3 separate regions of the Homo sapiens genome follow, and regions 2 and 3 are each linked to region 1. The links are chromatin loops, found by intact Hi-C in ENCODE. Cell type or tissue: CD4-positive, alpha-beta T cell. All regions are shown on one strand. Links, peaks and the distances in the headings refer to the core of each region. The heading gives the core; the rest is flanking DNA.

What was found. Hi-C counts contacts between places; a loop is a spot of excess contacts. Peaks named below come from ENCODE experiments on the same cell type or tissue, not always from the same donor. Only the 100,000 strongest peaks of a DNase experiment are listed, where the experiment ranks them.
Region 2: a loop joins it to region 1, with 5 times the contacts of the local background. A loop is called at or near these places in 8 of 110 quality-filtered maps.
Region 3: a loop joins it to region 1, with 7 times the contacts of the local background. A loop is called at or near these places in 5 of 110 quality-filtered maps.

Annotation. Positions count from the first base shown.
Region 1 is chrX:64,204,085-64,207,596 of GRCh38, forward strand. AMER1 (APC membrane recruitment protein 1) reads right to left here and starts at 1,624. Exons shown (of 2, transcript NM_152424.4): 1 at 1,486-1,624. It overlaps LOC112268307, which reads left to right and starts at 1,862. Exons shown (of 4, transcript XM_047442706.1): 1 at 1,862-2,000; 2 at 2,898-2,956. The coding sequence starts at 1,935. RefSeq lists silencers at 731-790, 1,771-1,870 and an enhancer at 2,001-2,160. In CD4-positive, alpha-beta T cell, for the core only: no CTCF peak of the experiment used is centred there; DNase peaks (open chromatin) are centred at 1,807 and 2,287; H3K4me3 peaks cover 2,361 bases; H3K27ac peaks cover 1,153 bases.
Region 2 is chrX:63,553,176-63,556,687 of GRCh38, forward strand. All of the region lies in intron 1 of LINC01278 (long intergenic non-protein coding RNA 1278), which reads right to left. Among named protein-coding and RNA genes, the nearest start is that of LINC01278, 6.2 kb to the right of the region's middle. In CD4-positive, alpha-beta T cell, for the core only: no CTCF peak of the experiment used is centred there; no DNase peak of the experiment used is centred there.
Region 3 is chrX:65,033,109-65,036,620 of GRCh38, forward strand. It overlaps ZC3H12B (zinc finger CCCH-type containing 12B), which reads left to right and starts at 1,718. Exons shown (of 10, transcript NM_001010888.4): 1 at 1,718-2,161. It also overlaps a transcript of ZC4H2 not described here. RefSeq lists silencers at 1,746-1,895, 1,956-2,185 and an enhancer at 2,286-2,345. In CD4-positive, alpha-beta T cell, for the core only: a CTCF peak has its summit at 1,788 (motif pointing right); DNase peaks (open chromatin) are centred at 1,663 and 2,133; H3K4me3 peaks cover 1,946 bases; H3K27ac peaks cover 1,071 bases.

The DNA of each region.
Region 1 (3,512 bases), core at 393-2,892:
GTCCTATTCCTCAAAAAGGCCTAGAGAGCCCACTGCCAGAGGTGCACCATGGTGCAGTGACTGTGCAGTGGGTGGTGCCGAATGAGGGGAGCCACACTGGGGGAGGGGGCTCTGCTGGAATCCCGGTGGGGCAGGCAGTCCAACAGTGCAGTGCCCTCTGCCTTGCCCATGCCCACGCCGCTGCAGCAGGCAGGCAGAGCCGCAGAGGAAGATGTTTGTGTGTGGAACAAGGCTCGCCTTGACCCCGCGGCCCTTGCCGAAAGCAGCCTGGCCAAACGGAGACCAGCTCTGCGGGGCCAGTCCAGCTGCCGCCTAGGCGCTTGGGCTGTGACGCATGTAGCGGGCACAGCCCCTCACCACCGGGGGAGCCAAGCAAAGTCCAGCGTTCGGGCGGTCACCAGTGTCAGAAGTGTCTCCAGCAGACAATGACAGGGGCCTGGCGGGCTGGGTATGTTAAGTAACTGCGAAGTTGGAGGGTTTGGCCACCTCGCTAGCTCTCCTGTACACAGAGATGGTATGATACGTTCCGTACTACAATGAGGGCTCCTTCGGCCTCTGGCAAGGAAATGCCCCCCAAACACCGTGCCTATTGCTATTTTTAAACGGGAGGCTGGAGAGGAAAACGCGGCCAGTATCCTCCAAGGGAAAAGGAGGTGAGGCGAGGCGAGGCGGGAGACAAAGCGGCCTTGCAGCTCTAACTCAAGGACTAGCTTGCGCCGCTGCTCTAACCCAAGGACCAGCAAGAGCCCGGCTGCCAGCCAGCCTGCCCGACCGCGGGGGCGGGCGCCAGATGCGCCCGGAGGCCCAGGAGGAGGGGCGCGGCTAGTTGGGGCCACAAGGCCAAGGTTCTGAAGGGAAGTGTGCGACTGAGCTCAGCCCACAGGCCCAACTGAGCTCCTCTGGGGAGGGGGCAGTCTGTGGATGTCCCAATCCACGCCAAAGCCGGTCTCCGTCGGGCCCAAGCCAGCACGCCAGCTTGAGTCCGCAGAAAGGAGGGAGAGGCTGGAGATGCACAGGGGAGGGGAGGGGCGGCAGCCAGGCAGCCGGAGAGAGGGGTGAGCGGTACCCGCGTTACACAGCTGTTCCAGCAAATGTGCTACAACAAAGCTGCAGAGCTCCTGGCCTACAAATGCATGGCTTGGGGTGCTGGCTGGCGGCGCCCTTCCCGGGACTGTGCGGCAGCACGTGCGGGCCCATCCCCGCCCCCCCGAAAGCCGGGAGGCTTGGCCCAGGCTAGCCTGCCTTCCTACCCGCCCTCCCCAACCCCCCTCCCCCCAGCCGTGGTCGCTTGTGCCCAGGGGACTCAAGGCCGCTCTGCCTCTCCACCCGACAGTCCGCAAAGCGGGTTCCAAAGGAGAGGGGCGAGCGACCGGGACTCCGACCCGCCTAGTCCTTAGTGCCCTCCTCCAGTCCGTAGGAGCAGAGCACGCGGGAATGCACCCGACCGCGGGCAGGCGGAGGCTCCTGGCTGTACGCAACGCTTACCCAGCCCGGTCAGGTTCCTAGCCCGGTTATTGTCCGCTGAGCCGCCCTGGGCCGGGCTGCAGCCTCGGCTGCCACGGCTGAGAGCGCCGCCACCGCAGCTGCTGCCGCCGTCGCCGCGGCTCCAGTCACCTCCAGCACTGACTCCCCTTCCCCAGGCTTTGGGTAGCTCCCCCATACCCCCTCCCCCAGTACTCCAAGGCCACCGGGTGGGGCATCTGCGTCCTGATTGGCAGGCATATGGCCCAATCGCTATGGTGGGAAGGCGTGCCCCGGCCCGCCCACTGTTTTCCTTGGTGCGTTTCTCTTTAAATGCAAATAAGTGCAGGCGTGGTGTTGGCAGGGGGCGGAGAGGGTGCGGAACCACTGGCTGGGGCTCCCCACTCCCGCCCCCACGCCGGGCTGGTAGTGGCGTGGCTACACCGTGGCCTCAAGGAGCCAGTCCTGCCCGGATGGGGCTCGCCGGATCGGTTTCGGTTTTCACGCACTCCCATTTCTGTGGCCGCTGTGCATTCGCGGTACTGTGCCCTGGCCGCCACCAGGACGTTTATTCCTGAGCTAGAGGCCGGCGGGGAGTAACGAGGCAGAGAGGTTGAGGAATCTGGGAAGACTGCAGAAACCTAAGGGCCGGCCTATCCTTAGTCGTAGAGACAAGGCCCTGCGGATCGCGCCGCCAGGCCACCCAGAGGAGGGACTCACCTGCCAGGAAAGCTAGCTGCAGCGCCTGCGCCCTAACTTCGTCCGCCTCTCTGGCACACCAGTGCCCTTAGAGACCATAGAGGCCAACTTCCACCCGTTACCGACGGGCCCTCTGCTGCCCAGAGTGGGGAAAGTCCCTCCCCACAGTTACCCAGCCTGCCGGCGACAAGGGCCAATTTGGAATCCAGAGCCCCGGGCTCCCTTTCCAGGATTGCTTTCACTTTTCTTCTCTGAGATGATACCTGTTTCCATAGTTTGACCCTCACCCAAATTTCGCACCTTCTATGGAATGTGGAGGGAATCCCCAAGGTCTCCAGAGTCCCCCTTCCCCCATCCTTTGTGAGCCTGGCTTTCGGCAGGCCTTTTTCCTTGAAAAGTCTAAATATTGAGAGGAAAATCTTGTCTGGGCCCAAACCGGAGGTCAGGCTGAGGACAAAGTGAGGAGGCCTGTACCAGCCTTGTCTGCTACTGTGTGTGGGATGTGGCAGGGAGCCCGGCGAACTTGGGTCTCTAGCCTAAGGACATTAAGTGGCATCAGTGGCTGCCAGGGCCAGGTGAGCTGAGGCAGCAAAGAATCTAGTTCCACCACTAGTTCAAGAATATCCAGAAGGCCCAGCCCTAAAACTCTGTGTGTGTCTAAAAAGGGAGGTGGGTGGATTAAAGCTGAGGATAGAGAGAAGGATTAGAGAACAATGCGTGCTATTTTTGCATTGCAGGAGTGTTCTCTGCTGCTTCTGGGTCCTGACAGTCTTGAAAAGATCCAGCTGCTGAACTGGTAAGAGGTGGACTGCTGCCTCTGCATGTGTAGAGCACAGGAACTGACATGGCTGCTAGGGATCTGACTCTAGCTCTACCTCAGACTTGCTGGACACCTTGGCCAATTCATTTTTTTCTCTGGGCCAGGGCATCACCCCACCTCCACAAGGAGAGGGTAAGCATCATCAGGCTCCCTTGATATCTTTGAGATCTGACAGTTCAACTCATTTTTTTCTATAATATTCCATGATCTTCCACGGAATATTATAGAAAATATAGATGTTCCATGACCTTCCATGGCATTCTATACATTGCCAACAAAAATCAATATTGAACATCAGACTCCCATCCTAGTACTGAGTCTAAATAAACGATGAGGAGTAGGGAGCTGCTGCTGGCTCATTATGCAACTTTTTTCCCATCTGGATGGCTGGACTATAAAAGTTTCCCTGGGGCTATGCTTTCCTGCTTTGCAAAGTCCTGATTCTCATTTGTGGGCCTGATTTGGAAGTTTATTTTCTTTTCCAGAATCTCCATTATAGACTTCCTCCCTACCTCGTGCCTCTGGTCACTGC
Region 2 (3,512 bases), core at 511-3,010, 650 kb before region 1:
CACATCTTTTGAGATTTTTGGATTAGGGATGCTGAATTGATAAGTATAATGCAAATATTACAAAATTCGAAAAAAAAAATCCAAAACCCAAACACTTCTTGTCCCAAGCATTTCAGATAAGGCATACTCAACCTCTATTTACTGGTTGTGACAGCATATAGTATTGCTCTCATTTCATAAATGAGGAAACAGATTCAGAGAAGTTAAGTACTCTATTCAACATCAGACATTTAGTAAATGACAATAATGGGACACTCACCCAGGCAATCTGACGTGAATTTGTACTTTTAACTCCTTTTCCTGAAGTGCATGAAGTTATAGTAACAAGGTAGAACAAATGTTGAGCACCAATCCCCCATGCATACACCACACACATCAAAATGTAGCACTGATTATAAATATCTAGAGGATTTATAGATGGTTTTTATTTACTTATATTCTTCTGCAATTTTCCAGTTTTCTACATTGAATTAGTTTTTTAACATATTGTAGGAAGTTTTGAACTCATACAAAACTAGAGAGAATAATAATCATGAACTCCCCCATATATCCATTACTGAGCTTCAACAATGATTAATTCATCTATTCCTGGACCCATTAGCCAACACTTATTATTTCCAAGCAAATTCCATGCTTCATATTATACCATATGTAAATATTTCTGAATTAATCTCTAAAGACAATGATTTTTAAAAACCATGATCCTATTATCTCAGGTAAAAATTAATAATAATTATTTAATATCATCACATATCCAGTGTTCAGATATCCCCAATCATCTCATTTTTTAATCTTTCAATATTGAGATAATTTGTCTTAGGTGAAAATTGCAAAAATTTTGTAAAAAATAGTGCAGAACTTTCTTGAATACTCTTTTCTGCTTCTCCTAATATTATCTGTAGGATCATAATTTAAAATACTACTTAAATCAGGAAATTAACATTGAAACAGTACTATCAACTAATCTACAGATCTTATTAGAATTTCAGCAGTTTTCCCACTGATTTCCTTTCTATGGTTCAATTGCAATCTGGGATCCTATATTGCTTTTAGTTGTCATACCTCCTTAGCCTCCTCCAGTCAATGACAGCCCCTCAGTCTTTCTATATCTTTCATGACCTTGACACTCTGAAATAGTATGGTATGCCAAGCAGTTATTTTCACAATGTCTTTGTAAAAATAAATAAACAGTGGTGTTGCCTCATGAGTGCATTTTGGCAAGAACACCATGGATGTGATGTTATTTCCTTCTCGGTGCATAGTATCACAAGGCGCACAAGGTTCACATGTCTTTTATTGGTGACTGGTGATGATGACTTTAATGATTTGGTTTAAAGTGGTTTCCACCAGTTTTCTCCATTGTAAAGTTACTATATTTTCCTTGCAATTAATACGTATCTTATGGGGAGACAGTCTGAGACTACACAGATACCCTATGTCTCATCTTTCCACCCACTAATTTTAGCATCCATTGACGATTCTTGTCTGTAATAAATGTTACAGTGGTTTGTGCTTAATGGTGGCTATTTCTATCACTTTTGCACATTTTTAATTGAAATTCATCTGCAAGAAGAGCTGTTTCCCAAATCTTAACTTTATTATTCATTTATTTATTTATTATATGACTATAGATTTATGGGTATCTATTGTATTATATTATAATCCAAGACTATTACTATTTACTTTTTTGTTCAAATTATCACAGATTTGTTGACTGGGAGCTCCTTCAAGCTTTGTCCGTGTCTTTTCAACATGCCCCCATCATTTATTTATCCTTCCTTACATTTTGGCAACATAAGATGTTTCTGGCTACTCTTGTTTTGTTTCCTGCCCCAGGCTTGAAATTAACCATGACTCCAAAAAGCCCTAATTATTTTTATTGTAAAAAAAATTTAGAAACCACAATCCAGGCATTAAGTATGATCACAGCTAATGTTTTGTCATTGTTTCTAGGTCCTCTCAGTGAACAAAGCTAGGAAATATATGTATGTATACACCCACACAAATATCCACATCTACATTTATTTCTATATCTATCCTTATGTGTGCACATGTGTATATATTGATATATACATATTTACATATTGATAATGTTCTTACATCTATATTTATATATACAGATATACACACATTTATACTGATATCTCTGATTCTAATTCACATAGCTCATTTTAGCCTTCTCCCTTTCCCTTGTTTGTAACTCCTTTTATGAAACCTGTTATTACTCACAACATTTGTTCAGTCCTAATATACCCATTAAGTAATTATAAAATTGTTAACACACACCATTGTAAAAAACAACTTTCTTCACTAGAGTACAACTGCTGTGTACATTTATTTTTGTCTTTCTTTAGACTTACAGTATGCATTTTTAATAGTACTTTCCATAGTTACTTAGGTTAGCTTACTTTTTTTCTTCCCCACTCACTTCAGTGTGGTTTTATTACTCATTTGTAATATAGCTAGGTTCACTTGTAATGAATTGCATTGAACTTTTGTTTCTTGCAAAATCATGGTTGATTTTAATTATTTGTTTATTTTTGGAGGGTATGTGAAACATTCTCATGGCTCTGTTACAGCTACACAAAAAAGTATATTCACAAAACTGTTGCTCCCCGTCATTTCTACCACTCCCTTCTCATTCTCTCATTCTTTGTACCTCATACACACTAACTACCTGTAGCCTCTCATTAAGTCTCTGGCTTCCTGTATTTCTTTTGCACAATTAAGCAGATATATGTACATATTTTTACACCTCCTTCATCACATGAAGGATAACATATTACAGATATTCTTTTGCCTTTAACACTTTTAATTTAATGATATGTTCCAGAAATCACTCCATATTAGCTCATAATGATCTTCCATTTTCTTTTTTACAGCTTCATGCCACCACACTGTATGAATGTGTCACAGTGTATATGGGTATTTATATTGTTTTCAATATTTTGTAAATATAAATAATGTTGCATATTCACTGAATAACTCTGTGCATATTCACTTTTGTATTGTTGAAAGTGTATCTACAGGGAAGACTTCTAGAAATGGGATTGGTAAGCCAAAAGATAAAGCTGTATTATTTGTTAGGTATAGATAGGATAGATATAAAAATAAATGTAGATGTGGATATTTGTGTGGGTGTATACATGCATATATTTCCTAGCTTTGTTCACTGAGAGGACCTAGAAGCAATGCTTTCAAAAGCATTATACTAGCTTGCATTGGCACCAGCAATGTCTTATCTGTCTTTAACAATATGCTTGCTTAAATCAGGATCCAGATAAGCTCTATACATTGCAAGCAGTTGATACGTTTCTTAATTCTCTTTTAATCTGTAGGTGTTCTGGACTACTCCAATCCCTGTCTGTCTTTTTTTATTTAAATGTATTTGTCTAAAAACCCATATCTGCATTGCAGAGTTTCCCACAGGTTGGATTTTTCTGACTGCATTCAATGATGTCATTTGTCATGTAATTCTGTGCTTTGCATTTCCCATAAATTATTAAATTTAG
Region 3 (3,512 bases), core at 511-3,010, 830 kb after region 1:
GGCTTCTTAAAGTTCTTACACATGGCATAGCTATTTTTACACTTTCTAAAATGTTTAAATATTTTATTAAATAAACATCCAGCAGGGCACATTTTGTAAATATGTTTATACATTGTATTAAGTTTAATACAGAACCTCTAAACCTAATTTCAAAAAGATCAAGTAAATAAGCCCCTAGAATATCACACAAGTTTGTACGTAGCCATTGCCTACATGTCAATTCTCAGTGTCAATATTTTAAAATTAAAAAGTGTAGTTTTAGAAGAATCACTGGATATTTACATGTTAATTAACTGGAGGGTTTATGCAGATTTCTTACCCAGGTGAACCTTTGGGAAATATGTCTAAGCACTTTATAGATCTAGATGTGTCTCAGAAAAGGTAAAAACTGGTCTGTGGCTGGGTGCCTAAGGGGGTGTGGAAGGAGCTAGGGCTAGAAAAATAGAGGCAAGATCTTAGAGGACTTTGAATGTTAAGCTAGGGAATCTGTATTTTCTCCTTTATTATAGATAATGAATCTATTGAAAAATAACTCCAATTTTTACTAAGCGCTTACTCTGAGCCACAGTAAGTTATGTATGTTAAGTGCTTTACATTCACTTTTCCATTTAATCCTCATAACTACTCTATAGGTATTATAATTATCCCCATTTTACTGATAAGGAAACAGATTTAGACAGGTTAAGAATCTTAGCTCAGGCCGGGCACGGTGGCTTACGCCTGTAATCCCAGCTCTTCGGGAGGCGGAGGCGGGCGGATCACTTGAGGTCAGGAGTTCAAGACCAGCCTGGCCAACATGGTGAAACCCCGTCTCTACTAAAAATACAAAAATTAGCCAGGCATGGTGGCTTGCACCTGTAGTCCCAGCTACTTGGGAGGCTGAAGCAGGAGAATTTCTTGAACCCAGAAGTAAGAGATTGCAGTTAGCTGAGATGGCGCCACTGCACTCCAGCCTGGGCGACAGAGTAAGACTTTGTCAAAAAAAAAAAAAAAAAAAAATTCCTAGTTCAAGGAAACAGAGCTACTTGGTGGTGGAGCAGAAATTCAAACTTGGCTGTAATTTCAAAGCCCATTCTCTAAGCCAGAAGGAAGTGAGATTAGATTTTCATTTGATCACTGGTAGAAGTATGAGAACAAATTGCAGAAAGACAAGTCTAAAGGCAAAGAAACCAGAGAGTATGCTGTTGCAGTAGTCAAGAATTGTTAGGCCCTATTAAGGGAGGTGACCCTTAACCACCTGAGTTATGCAGACGAGTGACATAGTCAGAGAAGTTATTTAGAAAATTACCCTGGCAGCCCTTGTGAAGGATGAATTGGAGGAGCCAAGACAAATACGTAGGCAAATAAAATAAAAACAAATAAAAGACAAATAAAAGGCAGTGAGACAAGTAGTGAGGTTGTTGGGACTGTCACTCTTAACCGCAGAGGTGCCTGTCGAGGGGCTGGGAGACGGTCGTATCCCAAGTCCTCGGGCCTATCGAATTGCAGAGCATCCTGGACCTCTCCTCACCCACGCTTACCTTCACGTCGCTCCTTCTAGGCCTTAGGAAGTGGGGTTTTGAGCACTTTCTAGGTCGTAGGCCTGCTGGTCTGAGCTCCGACAGCGGCGCCAGCGGTGGCAGCAGTCGCCGACAGGGGTGGGGCGCATGCGCACAGTTGCTAGGCAACGGCGGCCGGGCGCCGCGGCGATAACCGCGCCGGGGCTGTGTGTGTAGGCAGAGGCGCCAGAGGAGGAGGAGCAGGAGGATGCAGCTGCGACCGCGGCCCCAAGAGGGAGCCGCCGCTGCTCTGTGGCCAGGGGGGCCCAGGGACTGGAATCAGGCCTGGGGGTCGCATCGCTGAGGGGACTGGTAACGGCGGTCCCTCCAGAGGCTCAGGCCTAGTACCCCAGGAGGGTCCGGGCCGCTGGGCGAGCGCCTTCCCCCCATCGCCTCCCCTCGTCCCTCCACGTCGATGGTGGTGAAGTTGGCGGCGCCACGGAGCGCAAGGCACCAAGCTGTCTCCCTTGCACCCAGCTCCTCTCTGGCCCCGGCTGTTGGACACCTGCGCCGCCGCCTTCTCTCGCCCGCCGAGCCCACCCCCTGCGGCGGGCGGGGGAGGGGCTCCCCCCTGCAGGGGCTGCGTCGAGCAGGGCGACGACGGGGACCATAGGAGAGTAGGGGTGAGTAGTGGCACCGCACTCGCTCGGTTCTAGTGCGCCTTTCCGGCCTCCGTGGCCCCAGGAGGCGAGCGAATCGCTGCTTTCTCCTGCAGAAGCTTCTGACGCCTCTCCCACATCTGCTCGCGGCTCTCTATTCCCTTCGAGGTAGTTTTCCTTCTCATAGCCACCACTTTTTGGTCTCAACCCTGGCGTCCAGGAATGCGGGGTGGGTGCTTAAGGCCTGGCTTTGCTTCTTAGATGCCATAGATGCTGATAATTCTACGTACAGTCACGCAGCCTGATTCCTGATTCGTGGACAGACTCTCCCAGTGCCGTGCTCGCCCCTTTCCCCTCGCTCTGGCTCTGGCTCTCGCTCTCTCAGGAGGCTCAGCCTGACCGCGGGCTTCTCAGGAGCCCATTCCCCGGGCTGCTGTCGCTCCATGCCTCAAGGTTTGAACACATAGCTGGAGTGGCCCCTTACTTTTCAGTGTTGTTGCTACTCGTGTGCTAAGACCTCCCGAAAGCCTTGTGCCTGGCTTCTGACTCCTGACATGTACGTTAGGAAGATAGTACTTATATTAAATAATAAAAATAATAAAACAAACACACACTCCATTTGACTTCTAAAGTGCTATCAAACTTGAGAAGTAGGCAGAATGGCTGATTCATAATAGGGGAAACTGGTTTTACAAACTACTTTTCATCCAGAATGGCATACTTCTTTTTTATTATAAATACGATGATGAAACCTAAAATATCCCCAATAAAAGCGAGGATGGGTTGTGATATATCTGTTCTTCCTGAGGTAGCCTGCAGTTGAAGATAGTCGGTTCCAGAAAACATTGGCATGAGGCACCGGAAGTGATATTCTGGACAAGGTGATTAGATGAGGTTCTAAAGTTGTGAGGTGCTTTTTTGAAAATTAGCAACATTATCTTTGATGAATGAGGTTGTTTTCTTAAAAGTAAGTGGTTGAAAAAACTTACAGTCCACAGATGACACCTATCAAAAGCATACTGAATTTAGATTAGTAATTTTGATTGTAAGATAGTTCTGTGAGCAGACAAAAGATGGGTTCTTTTCCCTCCCTATTGGTTTTTAAGCCATTTCAGGTTTCGTTTATCTGATAAGACGTGGCGAGAGAGAAGCGTAATAATGGAAAAGCTAAATTTTCTTTTTTTTGTAAATGCTTTTGAGCTAAAGATTTTTAAAAAGGATATATAGATGCCATTTATGATTAAATTTATTGGGTGAATCTGTCAAGACCGCAAACTTTGTTAGTTTGGGGTAAAATGCTTTGCTTTGGGAGCTTTCATGTTGTTTGAGGTTCTTTGGGGGTATAGTTTAAATTAAAGCACAATATAATTCTAGT